Linked DNA regions of Homo sapiens: regions 2 and 3 are each linked to region 1. A link is an interaction called in ENCODE POLR2A ChIA-PET data of the cell type or tissue named here. Cell type or tissue: Panc1. All regions are shown on one strand.

The links. ChIA-PET counts read pairs that join two places held together with the same protein. Peaks named below come from ENCODE experiments on the same cell type or tissue, not always from the same donor. Only the 100,000 strongest peaks of a DNase experiment are listed, where the experiment ranks them.
Region 2: POLR2A ChIA-PET joins it to region 1 with 18 read pairs; 9 of 35 experiments call an interaction of 5 or more read pairs at or near these places.
Region 3: POLR2A ChIA-PET joins it to region 1 with 12 read pairs; 2 of 35 experiments call an interaction of 5 or more read pairs at or near these places.

What each region holds. Positions count from the first base shown.
Region 1 is chr1:27,158,474-27,166,473 of GRCh38, forward strand. It overlaps LOC102723760 (a long non-coding RNA gene), which reads left to right. Exons shown (of 3, transcript XR_426674.4): 2 at 1-51; 3 at 1,816-1,995. Among named protein-coding and RNA genes, the nearest start is that of SLC9A1, 7.3 kb to the left of the region's middle. In Panc1, no CTCF peak of the experiment used is centred here; a DNase peak (open chromatin) is centred at 4,858.
Region 2 is chr1:27,024,939-27,032,938 of GRCh38, forward strand. LOC101928391 (a long non-coding RNA gene) reads left to right here and starts at 6,820. Exons shown (of 8, transcript XR_007065559.1): 1 at 6,820-6,891. In Panc1, no CTCF peak of the experiment used is centred here; no DNase peak of the experiment used is centred here.
Region 3 is chr1:28,958,078-28,966,077 of GRCh38, forward strand. All of the region lies in intron 1 of EPB41 (erythrocyte membrane protein band 4.1), which reads left to right. Among named protein-coding and RNA genes, the nearest start is that of EPB41, 48 kb to the left of the region's middle. RefSeq lists enhancers at 7,416-7,946, 7,947-8,000. In Panc1, no CTCF peak of the experiment used is centred here; no DNase peak of the experiment used is centred here.

The DNA of each region.
Region 1 (8,000 bases):
GACTTGTGTCATCTGGGAGCAGATGAAAGGAGAACATCAGCTATAATGAAAGTAACCAAAGAGCATTTCGAGCAAGGATCAGAATAATAACAATAATGCCTCACAATTGTTCAGCCCTTTAGAGTTCACAACCAAGTGCCCCAGGTTTATCAATGATCCAAATGCTAGGCTGGGTGCGGTGGCTCATGCCTGTAACCCCAGCACTTTGGGAGGTCGAGGCAGGTGGATCACCTGAGGTCAAGAGTTTGTGACCAGCCTGGCCAACACAGCGAAACCCCGTATCTACTAAAAATGCAAAAATTAGCTGGGTGTGGTGGCATGTGCCTGTAGTCCCAGCTACTTGGGAGGCTGAGGCACGAGAATCACTTGAACCCAGGAGGCAGAGCTTGCAGTGAGCTGAGATCACACCACTGCACTCCAGCCTGGGTGACAGAGTGAGACCCTGTCTCAGAAAAAACAGTACCTATTATTCTATTTTTTTCTTTTGAGACAGAGTTTCACTCTTGTCACCCAGGCTGGAGTGCAGTGGCGATCTTGGCTCACTTGCAATCTCCACCTCTCAGGTTCAAGTGATTCTCCTGCCTCAGCCTCCCGAGTACCTGGGATTACAAGCGGCTGCTACCACACCCAGCTAATTTTTATATTTTTGGTAGAGATGGGGTTTCACCACGTTGACCAGGCTGGTCAGGAACTCCTGACTTCAGGTAATCCACCTGCCTTGGCCTCCCAAAGTGCTAGGATTACAGGCGTGAGTCACCGCATCTGGCCAAAGAGTAGCTATTATTCTCATTCCCATTTTACAGGTGAAAAGACAAAGGCCCAGAGACATAAAGCTATTTGCCCAAGGTCACACATCTATTAAGATGCAGATCCATGCCTGGCACAGTGGCTTACACCTGTAATCCCAGCACTTTAGGAGGCCGAGCCGGGCAGATCATTTGAAGTCAGAGGTTCAAGACCAGCCTGGGCAACATGGTGAAACCCCATCTCTACTGAAAATACAAAAATTAGCTGGGCGTGGTGGCAGGCACCTGTAATCCCAGCTACTCAGGAGGTTGAGGCAGGAGAATCACTTGAACCTGGGAGGCAGAGGTTGCAGTGAGCCAATAAAATTAAATTAAAATTTAAAAAAAGAAGCAGATCCAAGACTTAAGTCAGGTTTCTAACACCTAAGTCCAGCACCCTTTTAAAACATCACAGGTTCAGTGTAAAAAGAAGAAAAGAGGGAAAGGATGGGGCTGGTGGAGTGACTTTCCACAGGTGCCCTGGGGCCAGAAGCCCAAGACCTACTGTTCTTTCCAGTCTTGAAGGCAACGTTCACTGGTGTGCTCCCCACTCTCTAATTCTCCCTCACTCAGGCCTCAGTGAGTCTTTGGGTGCCAGTCTGGGACGTGGTAGATCCCAGGACAACCAGGAAATGCCAGCCCTGAGATCCTCCACGGCCTGGAGAAGGTTATAACAACAGAACAATATCAGGAAACAGGCCTTGGGAGAAACCACATGGGAGAGCCGATGGCCAAGGCCCAGCCTGGGCAGGCAGTGTAGAATAATGGATAGTTAAATGCTGGGACTGCCGAACATGGGTAGCCACATGGTCTCCTTTCAGTGCTCTGGCACCACCGCTCACTAGTCATGAGACCCTGGGCAAATCAGTGCCTGTTCTACAGCTTCTTCCTCCATAAGGGGGGACAACAATAGTGTCAACCTCATGGGGCTCTCATGAAGATATTAGCCAATGTATGCGAAGCATTTACCACTGCCCCCAGCAAGTACCACATATATTTACCATCATTCTATTTATTTACATGCACCGAGGACCTCAAGAGTAGACTTTTGATGTTGGGAACCACATGAAGTTCTGCCTTCAGTCACAGAGAAAATTGACAGGCTGGAAAACAGACCCTCACATCCGTGAGATGGGTCCCACCATCAGACCAGCTGCTATGAATTTAATATTTGTAAATAAATCACATTGATGTGTATTGTATGTTAAAAGCCTTATCTTCTTCTTCCTCTTCTTTTTTTTTTTTTTTTTTTTTGAGACTGAGTCTCGCTCTGTCGACCTGGCTGTAGTTCAGTGGTGCAATCTCAGCTCACTGCAAGCTCCGCCTCCCGGGTTCACGCCATTCTCCTGCCTCAGCCTCCCGAGTAGCTGGGACTACAGGCACCTGCCACCACGCCCGGCTAATTTTTTGTATTTTTAGTAGAGATGGGGTTTCACCGTGTTAGCCAGGATAGTCTCGATCTCCTGACCTCGTGATCCGCCCGCTTCGGCCTTAAAAGCCTTGTCTTCTTAAAAATAATCAGTCAAGGCCAGGCGCGGTGGCTCACGCCTGTAATCCCAGCACTTTGGGAGGCTGAGGTGGGCGGATCACGAGGTCAGGAGATCAAGACCATTCTGGCTAACACGGTGAAACCCCGTCTCTACTAAAAATACATAAAATTAGCCGGGCGTGGTGGCGGGCGCCTGTAGTCCCAGCTACTCGGGAGGCTGAGGCAGGAGAATGGCGTGAACCCGGGAGGCGGAGCTTGCAGTGAGCTGAGATCGCGCCACTGCACTCCAGCCTGGGCGACAGAGCAAGACTCTCATCTCAAAAAAGAAAAAAAAAAATCAGTTAAAATACATAGCAATATTTGTAACCATGTTTGAGCAAGTCATTTTTTGTTTTTTGTTTTTTGTTTTTTTAAGATGGAGTTTCACTCTTGTTGCCCAGGCTGCAGTGCAATGGCGCGATCTCAGCTCACTACAACCTCTGCCTCCTGGGTTCAAGCGATTCTGCTGCCTCAGCCTCCCGAGTAGCTGGGATTACAGGCGCCTGCCACCATGCCCAGTTAATTTTTTGTATTTTTTGTAGACACAGGGTTTCACCATGTTGGCCAGGCTGGTCTCGAACTCTTGACCTCAGGTGATCCACCTGCTTCGGCCTCTAAAAGTGCTGGGATTACAGGCGTGAGCTACCACACCCGGCCAAGTCCTCATTTTTTAACCATTCCAGGCCCACACTGCTTTTGACTCGGAGAGGCCAGGTCTCTGCAGACCCTTCCCCTGCAGATCCAGGACAGCCTCAGGAAGCCTGGACCCTGGGTGGCATCTCCCCCTGCTTAAGCCATGTCTGCTCCCCAATCCCCTCCTTGAATCCTTTCACTAAAAGTGCCTGGAGTTTTATGGCACAAAATGCATGGCCCTAGGAAAGAATCTGCTCAGCCCCTATTAGCTGCGCATTATGAGCAAGTCACACCTTGTTTCTGTCTCTCGCTGTGTTCATGTATATGAAAGCTGGGTGGAGTCACATTACTTGCTTTGTAAGGTTTATTGTAAGGATGAAAAGGCCACTGTATGTCAAGCATAGTTCCTGGTACACAGTCAGCACGCAGTGACTGGGTTCATTTCCTTCTTTTGTTTTTTTTTTTTTTTGAGACAGAGTCTTGCTGTCACCTAGGCTAGAGTACAATGGTGCAATCATAGCTCACAGCAACCTCAAACTCCTGGGCTCAACCGATCCTCCAGCCTCGCCCTCCCGAGCAGCTTGGACTACAGGTACATGCCACCACACCTGACTAATTTTTAAAAATATTTTTGGTAGGGATAGGGTCTTACTATATTGCCCAGGCTGGTCTCAAACCCCTGGTCTTGATTGATTCTCTTGCCTGGGCCTCCCAAAGTATTGGGATTACAGGGGTAAGCCATTGTACTCAGCCGCTCCTTCTTTCATCATAATGTCACAGCCCAGCAAAGCCTTCTTCCAGTCTCCCCGGCACTCACTTCACCACTGCCTCCTTCTATTTCTCAAACACTGGCAGACACACTTCTGCCTCAGGGTCTTTGCACTTGCTATTCCTTCTGCCTGGAACACTCTTCCCCAGATATCCACATGGCTGGTTACCTGACCTCCTTCAAGCCTTTCTGCGAATCTCGCTTCCTGACATGGCCTACTATGTTATAATCCTATGTAATAGTGACACTTCCCCTGCCTGGCCACCACCACTACCACCCAGCCCCTTCCCCTGCTCCTTTTTTCTTCTTTGTATAGCATGTTTCACCTTCTCACATACAGTATAATTCTCCTATTTGTTACTTTTATTCTTTTTTTTTTTTTTTTGAGACAGAGTCTTGCTCTGTCACCCAGGCTGGAGTGCAATGGCATGATCTCGGCTCACTGCAACCTCCACCTGTTGGGTTCAAGCAATTCTCCTGCTTCAGCCTCCTGAGTAGCTGGGATTATAGGCGTGCGCCACCATGCCCAGCTAATTTTTTTTTTTTTTTTTTTGAGACGGAGTTTTGCTCTTGTTGCCCAGGCTGGAGTGCAATGGCGCAATCTTGGCTCACTGCAACCTCCGCCTCCTGGGTTCAAGTGATTCTCCCGCCTCAGCCTCCCTAGTAGCTGGGATTACAGGCACCCGCCACCATGCCCAGATAATTTTTTTTTATTTTTAATAAAGACGGGGTTTCACCATGGCCAGGCTGGTCTCGAACTCCTGACCTCAGGCAATCCACCTGCCTCGGCCTCCCAAAGTGCTGGGATTACAGGCATGAGCCACTGCACCCGGCCTAATTTTTGTATTTTTAGTGGAGACGGGGTTTCACCATGTTGGTCAGGCTGGTCTCGAACTCCTGACCTCGTGATCCACCCGCCTCTGCCTCCCAAAGTGCCAGGATTACAGGTGTGAGCCACCGCGCCCGGCCTATTACCTTTTTTTTTTTTTTTTTTTTTTACTGCATTTTTCTCCCTTCAGAATGTGAGCTCAGCTAGGGCAGGGACCACGTCTATCTCATCCATCACTGTTTCTCCACCATGTAGAACAATGCCCAGTGCATATTGGTACTCAATAAATATTTGCTGAGTGAATGAATCACAGAATGCATTATTTGCACATGAGAAAACCAAGACTCCCAGAGGAGAATTGCTTGTCTGAGGCCATAGAGCTGGGAAGAAGAGGAGCCAGGTTTGGATGCAGGTCTGCCTAACTCTGAAGTCCAGGCTTTTCCCAGTTCTCCAGGCTGATAGCTACCATGAAAAAGCATGTACATGTTGGGTAACTAGAAGAGAGTTCGGAGGTTGGTAAGGAGTTGGAATTTAGGATCCAGCGAATTGCCTTTAAGCTAAGTTCATAATTTTACAATAAACATTTAGTGAGTTCCTACTATGTGCAACTCCCTGTGCTTTCTGCTGGAGGAAAATCAATAATGGATTTGATAAACACCTATCGGCAACCTTGACACCCTAATGTTCACTGACTGGATGTCCCACAGGCACCTCCATCAACTTCACCCACCATCTTCCACTAAACTTGCCCCCATTCTACACTGTCAGAATCCTGTGTGTGTGTGTGTGTGTGTGTGTGTGTGTACTGGAAAAGTTAGGATTTAGCAGATCTGAGGGAACGGGTCCGGGATTGACTTTTTTTTTTTTTTTTTTGAGACGGAGTTTTGCTCTTGTCTCCCAGCTGCAGTGGCACAATCTCGGCTCACTGCTCACTGCAACTTCCGCCTCTTGGGTTCAAGGGCTTCTCCTGTCTCAGCCTCCCGCGTAGCTGGGATTACAACAAGCACCTGCCACCACGCTCAGCTAATTTTTTTGTATTTTTAGTAGAGATGGGGTTTCACCATGTTGATCAGGCTGGTCTTGAACTTCTGACCTCAGGTGATCTGCCCATCTCGGCCTCCCAAAGTGCTGGGATTACAGGCGTGAGCCACCACCCTCAGCCTACACAGCTTTCAGGAAGAGCTGTCTGAGCCATGTTCATCCCCTGTTTAGACAGGCACATACCCCATCCCAGCATGGCACTCAAAGTCCTGCACACGATTTGGCCCACAAACCTTTTTTTCCCCTAATTATTTGTAAGAAAATTTAAAAGTATAAAGGTAATATAGCAAACATCCAAATTCAGAATTATCAGCTGTAACAGTTTGTTATATTTACTTTCAATAATATATGTATATTTTGGCCAGACACAGTAGCTCACTCCAGTAATCCCAGCACCTTAGAAGGCTGAGGTGGGAGGATCACTTGAGGCCAGGAGTTCAAGACCAGCCTAGGCAACATAGGGAGAATCTGTGTCTACAAAATAATTTATGTATTTATTTATTTGTTGTTGTTGGTGGTGGTGGTGGTGTTTTGAGAAGGTCTCACTCTCTCGCCCAGGCTAGAGTGTAGTGGTGTGATTATAGCTCACTGTAGCCTCAAACTCCTGGACTCTAGCCATCCTCCCACCCCAGCTTCCTGAGTAACTAAGACTACAGGTGCATGCCACCATGCCCAGCTAATTTTCTTATTTTTATTTTTAGTAGAGATGAGGTCTTGCTATGTTGCCCAGGCTGATCTTAAGCTCCTGCACTCAGGCAATCCTCCTGCCTCAGCCTCCCAAAGTGCTGAGATTACAGGCATGAGCCACTGTGCCTGGCAAAATAATTTCAAAATTAGCCAGGCATGGCGGTATGCACCTGTAGTCTCTACTACTTGGGAAGCTGAGGCGGGAGGATCACTTAGAGCCCAGAAGTTCAAGGTTACAGTGAGCTATGATCATGCCACTGCACTCCAGCTTGGGCAACATAGCAGGACTCTATCTCCTAAAAAAACTGGCCAGGTGCTGTGGCTCACGCCTGTAATCCCAGCACTTTGGGAGGCCAAGGAAGACAGATCACCTGAGGTCAGGAGTTCAAGACCAGTTTGGCCAACATGCTGAAACTCCATCTCTACTAAAAATACAAAAATTAGCTAGGCGTGGTGGTGCTTGCCTGTAGTCCCAGCTACTCGGGAGGCTGAGACATGAGAATTGCTTGAACCTGGGAGGTGGAGGTTGCAGTGAGCTGAGATCGCACAACTGCACTCCAGCCTGGGTGTCAGAGTGAGACTCCATCACAAAAAGAAAAACAAACCGAAAAACAAACAAAAAACTGCCCTATATGTGTGTGTGTGTACGTTTTTGATGTGTTTTACAGATATCTGTACAATTTTTATCAAATTTTAAAGTCTTTTAAACTATCAGTTACACTTTTCTCCCTTCCTGCTGCCCCAGGCAACATCTATCATAAGTATAATGTGTTATCTTAACACTTTAACACACATCTCTTCATCCCCCACCCACTCCCAGCACTGCCAAATGCTTAAGAGAGTTGTCTACATTGCCTGCATTGTTTTTCTCTCCCATTGTCTCCAACTGATCCGTGGGCTTGCCCTCTCATATGCTGTCCCTAATCTGCTCTTGGCCAGGTGCAGTGGCTCATGCCGGTAATCCCAGCACTTTGGGACACTGAGGTGGGAGGATCGCTTGAGCCCAGGAGTTTGAGGCCAGCCTAGGCAAATAGGGAGACTCCTATCTCTAAAAAAAAAAAAAAAAAAAAAAAAAAATATATATATATATATATATATATAAAATAAATAAAATAGGCCAGGTGCAGTGGCTCATGCCTGTAATCCCAGCACTTTGGAAAGCCAGGATGGGCGGATCACCTGAAGTCAGGAGCTCGAGACCAGCCTGGCCAACATAGTGAAACCCCGTCTCTACTAAAAATACAAAAATTAGCTGGATGTGGTGGCAGGCACCTGTAATCCCAGCTACTCTGGAGGCTGAGGCATGAGAATCGCTTGAATCCAGGAGGCGGAGATTGCAGTGAACCAAGATCGTGCCACTGCACTCCAGCCTGGGTGACAGAGTGAGACTCTGTCTCAATAAATAAATAAATACATAAATATATAAATACATAAATAAATAGCTGCCCTTGTCAATGTTGCCAGTGACCCTCCATGTTGTTCTATCATATGGTCATTTCTCGATCCTCATCTTTCTTTCCCCATCAGCAGACTTCAACATATATAATCACTTGCTCCTTCTGAGAACACTTTCTTCAAATAGCTTATGAGACCCCGCAACCTTCTGGCTTTCCTCCCACTTCATTGGCTGTTCCTTCTCAATTTCCCTTTGTTGATTCCTCCTCCTTCTCTCCTTTTTCCCCCTCTGCCACAACCTCTAAATACTGAGGGCCCCAGGGCTTGGTTCTT
Region 2 (8,000 bases), 130 kb before region 1:
AGCCTCCCGAGTTGCTGGGACTATAGGCGCCCGCCACCACGCCCAGCTAATTTTTTGTGTTTTTAGTAGAGATGGGGTTTCACTGTGTTAGCCGGGATGGTCTTGATCTCCTGACCTTGTGATCCCCCCATCTTGGCCTCCCAAAGTGCTGGGATTACAGGCGTGAGTCACCGCGCCTGGCATAATTCATCCATTTTTTTAAAAAAACTATTTATTTATTTATTTTGAGATGGAGTCTGGCTCTGTCACCCAGGCTGGAGTGCAATAGTGCGATCTTGGCTCACTCCAACCTCTGCCTCCTGGGCTCAAGCGATTCTCCTGCCTCAGCCTCCCAAGTAGATGGGATTACAGGCGTGCACCATGACACCCGGCTAATTTTTGTATTTTTAGTAGAGATGGGGTTTTGCCATGTTGGCCAGCTGGTCTCGAACTCCTGACCTCAAGGGATCCACCTGTCTCAGTCTCCCAAAGTGCTGGGATTACAGGCATGAGCCACCGCGCCTGGCCTATATGTTTTCATTTCTCTTCAGTATATACTCAGGAGTAGAAATGTTGGTCATAAGGTAATTTTTTTGTTTAGCCCTTTGAGGAACTGCCAGACTGTTTTCCAAAGCAGCTGCACCATTTTTCATTCTCACTAGCAGTGTTTGAGGACTCCAGTTTCTCCACATCCTCACCAACACTTGTTGATTACTGTCCTTTTTGACTATAGCCATCCTGATGGGTGTGAAATGGTGTCTCATTGTGGTTTTGACTGTATTTTCCTGATGGCTAAGGAGGTGAGCATCTTTTCATGTGCTTATCGGTCATCTGTATCTTTGGAGAAATGTCAATTCAGTTCCTTTGCCCATTTTTAAATTGTGCTATTTATTATCATTGAGTTGTAAGGGTTCTTTATTCTAGATACAGTCCCTTATATGATTTGCAAAATTTTCTCCCATTTTAATTATTAATTATTAATCCTCATATTTTATTTAATCTCTAAATTGCCCAAGACACAGCTAATCATTCCTTCTTTGTAATACTTTCTTTCTTTTTTTTTTTTGAGATGGATTCCCACTTTGTCACTCAGGGTGGAGTGCAGCGGTGCGATCTCTGCTCACTGCAACCTCTGCTTCCCAGGTTCAAGTGATTCTCTTGCCTTAGCTTCCCGAGTAGCTGGGATTACAGGTGCCCACCACCACGCCCAGCTAATTGTTGTATTTTTAGTAGAGACAGGGTTTCACCATCTTGACCAGGCTGGTCTTGAACTCCTGACCTCAGGTGATCCGCCCACCTCGGCCTTCCAAAATTCTGGGATTACAGTCGTGAGCCAATGTGCCTGGCCCCTTGTAATACTTTCTACCTTTGGCTTTTTTTTTTTTTTTTTTGAGACAGAGTCTTGCTCTGTCACCTGGGCTGGAGTGCAGTGGCGTGATCTCTGCTCACTGCAACCTCCGTCTCAGATTCAAGTGATTCTGGTGCCTCAGCCTCTGGCATAGCTGGGACTACACACGCAGGCCACCACGCCCAGCTAATTTTTGTATTTTTTGGTAGAGATGTGGGTTTCTCCATGTTGGCCAGGCTGGTCTCAAACTCTTGGCCTCAAGTGATCCACCCGCCCCAGCCTCCCAAAGTGCTGGGATTACAGGTGTCAGCCACCATGTGCGGACCTTCCCTTGCCTTCAAAGACACCACAGTGTCCTAGTTTTCCTTCTGTTTCACTGACTGCTGTGGTTTCCTCCGAATCCACTCAGCCTCTAAAGAATAAAATGCCCAGGACTTATTCCCTGGTCTTCTCTTTTCTGTCTACACTCATTCCCTTGGTGATCTCACCAGTCTCAAGCTTGAAATACCATCTCTGTGCTGGCAAATCCCAGATTTATTTATTATTTATTTATTTATTTATTTATTTATTTATTTTTTGAGACGACATCTCACTCACTCTGTCACCCGGGCTGGAGTACAGTGGTGTGATCTCGGTTCACTGCAACCTCTCTCTCCCAAAATCCCAAATTTATATATTCCAGTCCAGAGCTCTGTCTGGGACTCCAGGCTCATTTATTTAATTTTAGTCAACATCTCTACTTTCATGTTTGTAGTCATCTCAAATTTTGCACGTTCAATGTTGACTTCTCGAACTGAAGTCCTAGCAAATGGCAAATTCCAGTTCTTGGCCCCAAACTCTGAAGCCACTTTCCACTCCTTTTTCTCTCACGCTGCACTTTCTCATTCGTCAGCAAGCCCTGTGGCTCTGCCTTCAGAACCCAAACAGGCCCTGACCACATCTTGGCCCCACCTCCAGCTTACTGCCATCTCTGCGGTCTAAGCCACGCCCCACTCTCCAGGATTTTTGGAGCCTTTCTGCCGTCGTGCTTGTCGCCTACAGTGTTTTCATCCCAGCAAGCCAGTGTGATCCTTTCTAAACACAAGTCAGATCATGTCATTTTAATGCCTCCTTCTCATTTGGAATACAAGCCGAAATCTCCTCCCACACCCCTTCCCTTATCGGGGGCAGCCACACTGGCCTCCCTGATGTTCCTCAACCATGCCAGGCACGCTCCCACCTCAGGGCCTTGCGACTGCTCTTCCATCTGCCTGGCACGGTCTCCTTTGATCCCCACATGGCTGCTCTCTCAATTCCTCCAGGTCGTCTTCTCCATGTCTCCTGTTCTCAGGGAGGCCTTCTCTGACTATCCAATTAGAATGGCGCCCTCGCTCCCCACACCTGCTAGCCTCTTCTCTATTTCCAAAGCACCTAACACCATCTACCATGCTGCGTATTTACCTATTTATTGCCCCATTTCCCGCCCCTGGAACCAAAGCTCCAGGAGAGCAGGGATTTTGTTTTCTATGTAATCCAGCACCTGGAAACCTGTGTGTGCTCAGTAAATATTCACGGGATGAGTGAAGGTGAGACAGGACTAACATGGGTCGCAGAAGAATGGAAAATTCCAGGCAGCAGTTTCACATGACTAGCAAAAGGAAGCTGTTGAAATAACTGCAGAAGCTAGGGGCTCATAAGACCCTGAACAATCAGGGCATGGAGCAAGCTGGCTGAGACCAACTGGACACAGCATGGTGCTGGATTTGACCCAGGTTTCTCCTAGGACCTCATTATACGCTTATTAACATACTAAAAATCACACACCCACCAGCACCACTATAGTTCCCATATTTGGTGTAAAAATGGGTGGCACCACAGTTCCAAGAAATCTCCACCTTTTTCCAGTAACTTTCATAAATATTCCACCCCTTGGTTAAAGAAACCTATAAAAATAGAAACCACAGCTGGGCACAGTGGCTCACGCCTGTAATCCCAACACTTTAGGAGGCCAAGGTGGGCAGATCACATGAGATCAGGAGTTTGAGACCAGCCTGGCCAATATGGTGAAACCCCGTTTCTACTAAAAATAAAAAATTAGCCGGGCGTGGTGGCACGTGCCTGTAATCCCAGCTACTCGGGAGGCTGAGGCAGGAGAATCACTTGAACCCGGGAGGCGGAGGTTGTAGTGAGCCGAGATCATACCGTTGCACTCCAGCCTGGGCAACAAGAGCGAAACTCTGCCTCAAAAAAAAAAAAAAAATAGAAACCACAAAGCCCCTTGTGTGACTTTCTTGAGTACACCCACACTCCCCTCTTGAGTGTGTGTACTTTTAAAACATTTTTAAAAATATTTTTGAGACAGGGTCTCACTCTGTAGCCCAGGCTGGGAGTGCAGTGGCACAATCACAGCTCACTGCAGCGTCAACCTCCAGGGCTCAAGCCAGCCTCCCCTGTCAGCCTCCTGAGTAGCTGGGACTACAGGCACTCGCCACCACACCCAGCTAAGTTTTGTATTTTTTGTAGAGATGTTGCCCAGGCTGGTCTTGAACTCCTAGGCTCAAGCGATCCGGGATTACAGACATAAGCCATCGTGCCCAGTCAAAGCTCCAGTTCTTCTTCTTTTTTTTTTTTCTTTTTTTTTTGAAACAGAGTTTCTCTCTTGTTGCCCAGGCTGGAGTGCAATGGCGTGATCTCGGCATACCGCAACTTCCACCTCCAGGGTTCAAGCGATTCTCCTGCCTCAGCCTCCCAAGTAGCTGGGATTACAGGCATATGCCACCACGCCTGGCTGATTTTGTATTTTTAGTAGAGATGGGGTTTCTCCATGTTGGTCAGGCTGGTCTTGAACTCCTGACCTCAGGTGATCCACCCACCTTGGCCTCCCAAAGTGCTGGGATTACCGGCGTGAGCCACCATGCCCGGCCAAAGCTCCAGTTCTTATCCCATCTTGGCCTCTTATTGGCTGGGTGACCTGGGTGCGAACCCTTCCCCTTCACTGAGCCTTGGTGTTCTCCTCTATTCATTAGGTCATCACCATCTACCTCTCAGGGCTAGCATAAAAGACCCAGTGTGTGAGCAGTGTCTGGTATGTAGTCAAGGCTGGCTTGCCCTCCTCAGAAACTGCCAATTTGCTAATTTGGTACAAGCTTCAGACAGGTGTGGATTTCGGTGGTGCGGGGATACAGGGGAGTGGAGAAGGAAGGTGGAAGAGAGAGGGACACCAGAGAAAGCAGACGAGGCCCTGAGAGAGAATCTGCAGGGCCAGAGGCTGGAGTCTGAAGACCAAGATAGGCACAGAAGCCTGAGCTGTCCCTGGCACGATGTGAGCAGGGCAGATGTTCCAATCTCCCTTCCCTCAGGTGTGGAGCGGCTCATGAAGCCCCTCCCTGTCTAGAAGCTGGTTCGGCCCATCTGATCCGACCCTGCAGGGAGGCAGGCAGAGGTGAGTGGTGAGAAAGCCCATTTCACAGGTGAAGAAACTGAGGCTCAGGAAGGTGGCGATTTGCGTCTCTATCTCATCTCGCCTGCCAGGGTAGAAGCTCCTCAGATTCAAGCGCCATTTAGTTCCTGCTTCTGTTTCCTCAGAGCCATGCTGTTGATTGAAAACAGGAGTGAGTGTTCCTCAGTGGGTTCCCAGCCCCAGCAGGCCTCACGCCCCCTTTTGTAACAAGTATCTTGCAATGCCCCTTTCCTATAATGGAATACAATTCATAGATTATGTGGTCTATTTATACACTACTAATTTTTTTTTTTTTTTGAGATGGAGTTTCACTCTTATTCACTCTTATTGTCCAGGCTGGTGTGCAATGGCGTGATCTTGGCTCACTGCAACCCCTTCCTCCCGGGTTCAAGTGATTCTCCTGCCTCAGCCTCCCAAGTAGCTAGGATTACAGGCATGTGACACCACGCCTGGCTAATTTTTTTCTTTTGTTTTGTTTTGTTTTTTTTTAAGATGGAGTCTCACTCTGTCGCCCAGGCTGGAGTGCAGTGGCGTGATCTCGGCTCACTGCAAGCTCCGCCTCCTGGGTTCACGCCATTCTCCTGCCTCAGCCTCTCGAGTAGCTAGGACTACAGACGCCCACCACCATGCCCGGCTAATTTTTTTTGTATTTTTAGTAGAGGAGACGGGTTTCACTATGTTAGCCAGGATGGTCTTGATCTCCTGATCTTGTGATCCGTCCGCCTCGGCCTCCCAAAGTGCTGGGATTACAGGCGTGAGCCACCGCGCCTGGCCGACGCCTGGCTAATTTTTGTATTTTTAGTAGAGACGGGGTTTCACCATGTTGGCTACGCTGGTCTTAAACTCCTGACCTCAGGTGCGCCTCGGCCTCCCAAAGTGCTAGGATTACAGGCGTGAGCCACTGCGCCCAGCCTATTTATTTATTTATTTTGAGACAGAGCCTCGCTCTGTTGCCCAGTCTAGAGTGTAGTGGCTCAATCAAGGGTTACTGCAACCTCTGCCTCCTGGGCTGAATCTATTCTCCCACCTCAGCCTCACCAGTAGCTGAGACTACAGGTGCACGCCACCACACCTGGCTAATTTTTTTTTTTTTTTTTTTTTTTTTGTAGAGACTGGGTCTCACAGTGTTGCCCAGGCTGGTCTTGAATTCCTGGGCTCAAGTGATCCGCCCTCCTCGGCCTCCCAAAGTGCTGGGATTACAAGCATGAGCCACCGTGCCTGGCCTTGGCCTTGTCTGTCTTTTTTTTTTTTTTTTTTTTTTTTTTTGAGACGGAGTCTTGCTCTGTCACCAGGCTGGAGTGCAGTGGCGCGATCTCGGCTCACTGCAACCTCTGCCTCCTGGGTTCAAGCGATCCTCCCTGCCTCAGCCTCCCGAGTAGCTAGGACTACAGGCGCACGCCACCAAGCCCAGCTATTTTTTTTTTTTTTTTTTTTTTTTTGGTATTTTTAGTAGAGACGGGGTTTCACCACGTTGGCCAGGGTGGTCTCCATCTCTTGGCCTCGTGATCAGCCGGCCTCGGCCTCCCGAAGTGCTGGGATTACAGTCGTGAGCCACCGCGTCTTTTTAAACCTGTAAATACTCAGGCCTACTCTTGTAGAAAAAAGGCTTCTCAAATTTGAAAGTGCCCGGGAGCCACCTGGGGCACATTCCTTGGAATGTGCAGGTTCTGAGTCAGCAAGTCTGGGGCTAGACCTGAGAGCCTGCATTTCTAACCTGCTCCCAGGTGGTGCCCAGTTGTTGCTCCTCAAGCTGGGAAAAGATGACCTTGGCTGCAGATCTGAGGGGCTGCGAAGCCCAGGGCGTCCAGTTCCCGAGGTGCCCTTCCGCCCAGAGCCGCCCTCTCCCCAGACCCCAGTGAGGGTCAGCCCTCTCCCAGGCCTGCCCTGATCGCTGCCCAGGGAAGCGCCCGCCCTGCCGCAGCCGCCCAGTCTGATTCCTGGCATCCACGTGGCAGGGCGCCCGCTGCAGCGACAGCAGTTCCCACGGGAGGAGTCGCACCGGGAATGGGCCGCGGGGGAGGGAGAGAGTGGGAGGGAGTGAGGCCCCGGGAATTGTCCTCTGAAGGGGCGGCGCATGGGCGTCCCCCGCCCTGCTAGCCCCATCTCCTTCCCTGTCCCTGCTTGGGTGAGTAAATCCCTAGTGCTTTGATTCGCTTGCCCCTCCTTCCGTCTCTCCCCACTTCCTCCTCGCTCGCTCGTTCCCTCTGCCTTCAATCTGAGCTGGGCCCTTGCAGTGAGGAGCCCACGGTTACCTGGCTGTTCCCTGCCCGCCACCTCCCTCCAGGTGGGAGGCTTATGGAGGGCTATTGCTGATCTGGGCAGGGCAGGGGCCGTGGTTCCTGGGGAGGACGGAGGAGGTCTCCCACCGTGAGAACGAGGCCAGGCTAATCTGCTCGCCCGGCGCCGCTGGAAGGCAAAACATGAGCCCCTAACAACAACAACAACTGTCCTTCCCTCCCAGGAGGACTGCACTCTGCAGTTTACAGGACACTTCTCTTGCCACTGTCATGTTTTATCCTCATAAACTCGGTGTTCTTGCCATTTGACAGATGGCAAAACTGAGGCCCAGAGAGGCCAAGTCACTAGGACAAGGTGCTAGAGCTCAGAGGACATTCCAGGACCTGAACCTGATATGCCATACATGTTTTAGGAGAAGCTTTCTGGGTCTTCTGGGCCTGGATTATCCAGGAATACCATTCCAACCCTTGAACGTGGGGCTCTAAATTTCCATCAGGATCCTTTTTTTTTTTTTGAGACAGTCTCCCTTTGTTGCCCAGGCTGGAGTTCAGTGGCGCGATCTCGGCTCACGGCAACCTCCGCCTCCCAGGTTCTAAGAGATTCTCCTGACTCAGCCTCTGGAGTAGCTGGGATAACAGGTGTGCACCACCTCGCCCGGCTGCTTTTGTATTTTTTTTTTTTTTTTTTTTTGAGAGAAGTCTCGCTGTTATCCCGCAGGTTTGAGTGCAATGGCTCTATCTCAGCTAACTGCAACCTCCGCCTCCTGGGTTCTAACGATTCTCCTGCCTCTGCCTCCCAAGTAGCTGGGATTAAGTCGCCTGCCACCACGCCCGGCTAATTTTTGTATATTTTAGTAGAGACGGGGTTTCACCATGTTGGCCAGGCTGGTCTTGAACTCCTGACCTCAGGTGATCCGCCCGCCTCGGCCTCCCAAAGTGCTGGGATTACAGGTGTGAGCCACTGCGCCTGGCCTGCTTTTGTGTTTTTAATAGAGAC
Region 3 (8,000 bases), 1.8 Mb after region 1:
GTGTTGGGATTATAGGTGTTGAGCCACTGCACCCTACTTTTATTTATTTAAAAGAAGCTTCAACAGATATTACCTGGTTAGTAGGATTACAGGATTATTTTAATGTTCTCTATATTTAAAAAATTAATGAGCCAGGCATGGTGGCTTGGTCCCTTGAGCTTAGGAGTTGGAGACCAGCCTGGGCAATATGGTAAAACCCTGTTTGTATCAAAAATACAAAGATTAGCCGGGTATGGTGGCATGCACCTGTAACCCAGCTACTGGGGAGACTGAAGTGGGAGGATTGCTTGAGCCTGGGAGATTGAAGTGGCAGTGAGCTGAGATTGCACCACTGCACTCCAGCCTGGGTGACAAAGTGATATCCTGTCTTAAAAAAAAAATTGTGTGTTACCTTTGAGTCAAACTTGTGGCATTTAGATAGTGGAATACCGTGTAACTGCTGAAAATAATGGGGCTGGGCACAGTAGCTCACGTCTGTAATCCCAGCACTTTGGGAGGCCGAGGCGGGTGGATCACTTGAGGTCAGGAGTTTGAAACCAAGCCTGGGCAACATGGTGAAACCCTGTCTCTACCCAAAATACAAAAATTTAGCTGAGCACAGGCATGTGGCATGCACTTGTGGTTTCAGCTACTCGGGAGGCTGAGGTGGGAGGATTGCTTGAGCCTGGGAGGTGAAGGCTGCAGTGAGCCATAATTGTGCCACTGCACTCCAGCCTGGGTGACAGAGGGATACCCTGTCTCCAAAAAAAAAAAAAAAAAAAAAGAAAGAAAAAAGAGAATAATGAATTGGATATTTAAGCAAAGCTGTCCAATATTTAAGTAAATAAAGATGTCTAGGTATAGGGATTAATTCTGACTGTAAGGATTACAGAAATAAAATTCATGGAAAACATGGCGTGTGGGCAGGGCTTTGAAGGAGGGTTAGAATTTCAGCAGGTGGAGATGCAGGCTTGGGGTATTATAAAGAAGGCAGATGCAGGGAAGTGCAGGCTGTTTTAGGAAGCAGCAAGTAGTTCTAGGTGGGGCTGGTGGGAGAAGAGACTAGTGAGGGCAGATCACAGCCAAGCTGGGGTGCTATGGGAAAGGAGTTTGGATTTTATACCGTAGCTACTACGGAGCCTTTAAAAGTTTGATCTTTTTTTTTTTTTTTTTTTTTTTGAGACGGAGTCTCGCTCTGTTGCCAGGCTGGAGTGCAATGGTGCAATATTGGCTCACTACAACCTCTGCCTCCTGCGTTCAAGCGATTCTCCTGCCTCAGCCTCCAAAGTAGCTGGGATTACGGGCCTGTGCCACTACGCCTGGCTAATTTTTCTATTTTTAGTAGAGATGGGTTTTCGCCATGTTGGCTAGGCTGGTCTCAAACTTCTGACCTCAAGTAGTCCACCCGCCTCGGCCTCCTAAAATACTGGGATTACAGGCATGAGTCACCGCACCCAGCCAAAAGTTTGATCTTTCAATAAATATTTGTTAACTGATGAATAAAAGAGTGATAGGATTAAATCTTTGTTTGGAAGAGAAAACATTTATAGCAGGAGGGACTGGAAATAGGTTATTTATAGTCGAGTGAATTAGAGCAGAAACAGTAAAAATAGAAACATATAGTTAAATGCAGAGGTAGAGGTAGACTTGACAGGATTTGGCAAGTGATTGGGTTTAACTAATTTTTAACAAAAAGGGGAATAGAAGAATTTAAGGTTTTGAATTTGGGAAAATGGGAGCTATGTTCTTCCTTGCTCTCTTTTTTCTTTAGTTTTCTTTTCTTTTTTTTTTGTATTTTTAGTGGAGACATGGTTTTCACCACGTTTGCCAAGCTGGTTTTTGAACTCTTGGCCTCAAGTGATCTGCCTGCCTTGACCTCCCTCCCAAAGTGCTGGGATTACAGGCGTGAGCCCCTTCTTGAGGCCCTTTCTTTTTTTTTCTTTTCTTTTTTTTTTTTTTTTGAGACAGGATCTCACTCTGTTTCCCAGGCTGGAGTGCCGTGACTCAATCACTGCCCACTGTAGCCTCGACCTCCTGGCTCAAGTAGTTAGTCTTCCTGCCTCAGCCTCCCAGAAGCGGAGACTACAGGTGCATGCCACTACACCTGGCTAATTTTTTAAATTTTTATTTTTGGTAGAGGTGGGGCGTCTCATCATGTTACCCAGGCTGGTCTTGAACTCCTGGGCTCAAGTGATCCACCCACCTTGGCCTCCCAAAGTGTTGGGATTACAGGTGTGAGTCACTATATCCAGTCCTTCCTTGCTTTCTTGAATAAAGCATTTGGAATTGAGTCATCCTTTTATTAGGGAGACTGCATTATTATGAATAAGAACCTTGAGCTATATAGGATTTATTACCCCTACAATAAATGGTCAAGTTTGCTATAACTGGCCAGGCATAGTGGCTCATGCCTGTAATCCCAGCACTTTGGGAGGCTGAGGTGGGAGGATCACTTGAGCGCAGGAGTTTGAGACCAGTCGGGCAATGTAGTGAGACCTCGTCTCTACAAAAAAAAAAAAAAAAAAACTTAAAAAAAAAATCAGCTTAGTGTGGTGATTTGCTCCTGTAGAGGCTGTGGTAGGAGGATCATTTGAGCCTGAGAGGTTGACGCTGAAGTGAGCTGAGATTGTGCCACCGCACTCCAGCCTGGGCGACAGAGATCCTGTCGCAAAAAAATTTAAAAAAAGAAGGCCAGGCCAGGCGCAATGGCTCACGCCTGTAATCCTAACACTTTGGGAGGCCGAGGCGGGTGGATCACCTGAGGTGAGGAGTTCAAGACCAGCCTGGCCAACATGGTGAAACTCCATCTCTACTAAAAATACAAAAAATTAGCCAGGCATGGTGGCAGACACCTGTACTCCCAGCTACTCGGGAGCCTGAGGCAGGAAAATCACTTGAACTCTGGAGGCGGAGGTTGCAGTGAGCCGAGATAGTGCCACTGCACTCCAGCCTGGGCAACAAGAGCAAAACCCTGTCTCAAAAAAAAAAAAAAAAAAAAAGATGGCTATCACTTTGGATTTTGATGTGTCTCTTTCTTTCTTTTAGGCTGTTTCTTTACTCATTGTATGTATCTAGAAGAATCATAACCCCTTCTACTTTAAATTCATCTGTTACATTTGACAAACAAACTTGTTAGAATTAGGCAAAAAACAAAGGTAAAGGGACTCTGAATGAGGGCCAAAAGGGGCTTTCCTATATAATAAATATGTGTTTTATAGTGCTTTTTAATTCCTATGGCATTTGCAGTTTTAAGAAAAATCACCTTACATGAATAAGGTGTTAAGTGCTCTCCGAGAGTGTCCTGGTTTATTACGTTGTACTTTAATAAGAATTAATAAGTGGTTGAGTGATAGAGTTGTTGAATAAAGGATAAAGTAGCACACTAAAGCTTAAGATCATTGATGTAATGAAAGTAAACCAGGCTGGGAATCTGAACACCCGGTTTATAGTCCCAGTCCTGCCACTGTAGGACATTGAATAGGTGATGTTACTCATCTGAAATTGTATCTATTTTGATAACATGGGGATAATATCTCTTCTCTCTACTTGAACAATGAGGTAACACTGATGACCAAGTCATGTCCTTCCATGTGTGTGGGAATATGTAATACATTTCTCAGGAATACATATATTAACACTATGATTCTCATACCTTCACAAAAATAAAAATGAAAAATTCAACTTTATGCCAATGCAAATTACTATCATCACTCAAGTTTGATTCTTCCTTTCCAGATCCAGGAGTGGAATAAATCTTTACAGTACAGTTTAAATCTTTAGAGGAAACTCCCATCAATTTTCTCTTCTTTTGTGAGGAGAGCAAACTGGTTCCTCCTCTATATAGAAACCCATCATGGGTTTATAGCTTTTTTGGCAATAGTAATTTTAGTGTATTTGCCGTTAAATTTTAAGTTGGTTTTTGCTCTTATTCCTAAATTGATTTCTCTAGTTGATATTGGATTTTTTTTTTAATGGAGATACTAGGGTGGTGCAAAAGTAATTGCTTTTACTTTTTTTTTTTGAGATGGAGTCTCGCCCTTGTTGCCCAGGCTGGAGTGCAGTGGCGCTATCTTGGCTCACTACAACCTCCGCCTCCCAGGTTCAAGCGATTCTCCTGCCTCAGGCCCCTGAGTAGCTGGGATTACAGGGGCCCGCCATCATGCCCGGCTAATTTTTGTACTTTTAGTAGAGACGGGGTTTCACCACGTTGGCCAGGCTGATCTTGAACTCTTGACCTCAGGTGATCCGCCTGCCTCAGCCTCCCAAAATGCTGGGATTATTACAGACGTGAGCCACCGCTCCCGGCCATAATTGCTATTACTTTTAATGGCAAAAACCGCAGTTACTTTTGCATCAACCTATATAATTCATATACCATAAATTCTACACTGTACACTAAAATGTGTAACTTGGGGTTTTTAGTATATTCAAAAGTTGTGCCACTATCACTACTATCTTATTCCAGCACATTTTTGTCACCCCAGCAAGAAACTCTGTACCCATTAGCAGTCATTCCCCATTCTGGTTTTCCCCAGCCCCTGCAACTCTAATCTACTTTCTGTCTCTGGATTTGACTAGGTTAGAACTTTCTGTCTCTGGATTTGACTAGGTTAGAACTTTCTGTCTCTGGATTTGACTAGGTTAGAACTTTCTGTCTTTGGATTTGACTGGGTTAGAACTCAGGTCTGTCAGAATCCAAACCCCATTGCCCCTCAGTTTAGGTCCCCATAACTTTTTGTTTATGTAGCTGCTGGAGCATTTATGGCTCGCAGTATGTGTTGAACTGTCAGTAGTTGGGTGTGGGGTTCTCTCTCACCACAGATTTTTATGGTTTTTTTAATAAGGTAAAATTAAATGAGTGTTTGTAATAATAATAAAAATAAAGATATTCTCTATTCCTTTGTGTAACATTTTAGACATTTATATTTTTTCTTTTAATGGATGACCATGGGATTTTTAGATATCTTTGCATTCTTAGTGCCTTGTGCTTGGTGAGTGACAGTAGTCTTAATTGAACTAAATTGTAATTACATTCATTACTCTTAACGAAACCAGCTCCCATTAGGATGAACAGTTTTTCTAAAATAAAACAAGTTTGTTTTTTTATATATACATATAAAAAGCAATAACAAAAACAAACAAATGAAAATAATCCACCATCAATGCTTCTATTTATTTTGAGTGCCAATTTTGTTAGCATGAATGGGAAACAACTGACTTTTGAGAAATGCCATTGGATCTGGAAAGCCTGATGAGGGCTACAAGCTACATTCAGTAAAATCAGAATCGTGTGTGTGTGTGTGTGTGTGTGTGTGTGTGTGTGTGTCTGTGTGTGATTTTAGCCTTGTATGACCAACTAAATAAAATGTAAATCTGAAAGAATCATTTCAAGTTTCTGGTAACAATGGAGAAATAACATGGAATTGAGAGTTAAGAAGCTTAGGTTTGGGTTTTGGCTCTGCCTCTGATGAGCAGTAACTCAGCCTAATTTTATCTCATAGTCCCTCTGGAGGAGAATGGGTCAGGAGATTCTTAACCTATTGTTGCAAAATTTTATTTTGGAACATTTCTGAGGAAAGGGTCTGTGGCTTTCATTAGATTCTCAGATCGTTCATGGCAACAAAAAGAACCACTTGATCAGATGATTTATCAGTCTCATTGAGGTTTAAGATTTTGTGATGCTTCATTATAACCCTGGTTTGACCAGCTTATATACCCAGGGTTACACCGTGAGTTTACACTCAACATTGTCTTTGAAGACTCAGAATGACTTTTAGCACATTTAAACTATTTTGGATATCCCATAGACGCGTCAACTTTTCTAAAAACAGAACAGTCATCCTTCAGTTAGTGCTTTTTTCTGACTCTGAAGCTGGTGCTATAATCCACTCTGTCATACTGTCTTTCTTCAGTACTTCTTGAATCCTTCTCCTTTTCTTCCATCTCAACAAACCTTGATTCAGGCTCTCATGATCTTTCATCAAACTTGTTAGGAGAGCTTCCTATTAGTCTATTTCTATTTCCTGTATCCGTTCTCTCTCACACACACATTAACACATATTTTACTATGGTACTTCCATATTTAACATCGTCTAATGGCAGGCTTGGTGGGGTGGCTTATGCCTGTAATCCCAGCACTTTGGGAGGTTGAGGCGGGCGATCACTTTAGGTCAGGAATTTGAGACCACTGTGGCCTGTCCAACATGGTGAAATCCCGTCTCTACTAAAAATACAAAAATTAGCTGGATGTGGTGGTGCGCCTGTAGTCCCAGCTACTCAGGAGGCTGAGGCAGGAGAATTGCTTGAGCCTGGGAGGCGGAGGTTGCAGTGAGCTGAGATCATGCCACTGCACTCCAGCCTGTCAATAGAGTGAGACTCTGTCTAAAAAAAAAAAATTAGCTGGGTGTGGTGGTGCACGCTTGTAGTTCCAGCTACTTGGGAGGCTGAGGCAGGAGAATCACTTGAACCCAGGAGGCGGAGGTTGCAGTGAGCCAAGATCGTGCCACTGCACTCCAGCCTGGGCAACAGAGTGAGAGTGAGACTCTGTCTCAAATAAATAAATAAATAAATAAAATAAATAAATAAATAAAATTTTCTAATGGCTTCCTGTTTTACAGAGAATAAGGTATAAATTCTTGACCATTGCAAAAGCAGGCTTTCCCTAATCTACCCTTGCCTGGTCTCAACCCAGTCTCAACCTCCATTGTTTTCTGTCATCCTATATTTTATACTCCAGCTATAGTGAACTTTGTGCTGCTTGCCATTCGGGTGCACATGCTTTTTCTAGATGCTTATCCAGTTGATCATGCCCTCTCCTCCTTTCGTCACCTAACTTAGTCCTACTTATCCTTTAAAGCTTAGCTCAGATTGTATATCAAAGGCCTTTTCTCTGACTCTGCTCTGCTTATTCTCTGCATATATTACTATATAATTGCTTGCTTTTGCCTGATTTTTAAAATAGACTGTGTACTCTTTGAGGGTAGAAGCCACATCTTATTTTTTTGCAACCTTGGCTCTTATCTTGGTGCCTAAAATATTATATGTTCAGTGAACATTTATGATGAATTCAGTAATTATTTAATTATTGCATGGGGTTTTTTGAATTAGTGAATAGGTTTTTAAATATTGCTTGTAGTTTTGGTAAAACTTTAATTATCATCTTCCTCAAAGGAGAAAAAAGAAAAATATTTAGTTGTTTAATTATGGGGAAAAAACCTTTTTTTGATCTTGTAATTCTCATAGGCCTCCAATGAGAATTTTATTTTATTGCTTTAATGTTTTCATAGAACCTAGTAACCCAGGAAAGCATTTTATAATTTTTTTTTTAGAACTTTTTTGAAACTGATTTCCTGTTGGGGTTTAGTATAGGGTATTATTACTTAAGAGAATAAGGTGTAAGTCTGGAGACTGTATCAAAGAGAAAGAAGATGAATGAATCAGGTATAGACACAGAATGAGGTAACAGGGTTTTTGAGTCTCTTGTTTGGCTCATGATCTTTTCAACACCATTGAAACACACACAACCTCATTTTTTTTTCAGAGCACATATAAATGAAGAATGACCTGGAGGTTAGGTGGGAATGGGTAGGACTGCCTCTCTCTGGACTCAGATTCCTGGGAGCTGACCCAGAACTGAATGCCCTTAGGGATTTCAAACTCATTACCATTTGTAGTGATGCACTTCACTCTGATCTCCTTTCAGTGTTACCTTTGTTAGAGACTACACTAGAAAGGAAAATACTTGGAATAAACTTTAGCGTTTTCAAAGTTTTGTACTGCCACATGGGATGACTATTAATTCCTTTTGGCTGGCACACAATAATTTAGCAAATTATTATTTTGTAAGCCGGGCGTGGTGGCTCATGCCTGTAACCCCAGCACTGTGGGAGGCTGAGACGGGTGGATCACCTGAGGTCAGGAGTTAGAAACCAGCCTGGCCAACATGACGAAACCTCATCTCTACTAAAAATACAAAAATTAGCCAGGCATGGTGGCGGGAGCCTGTAATTCCAGCTACTTGG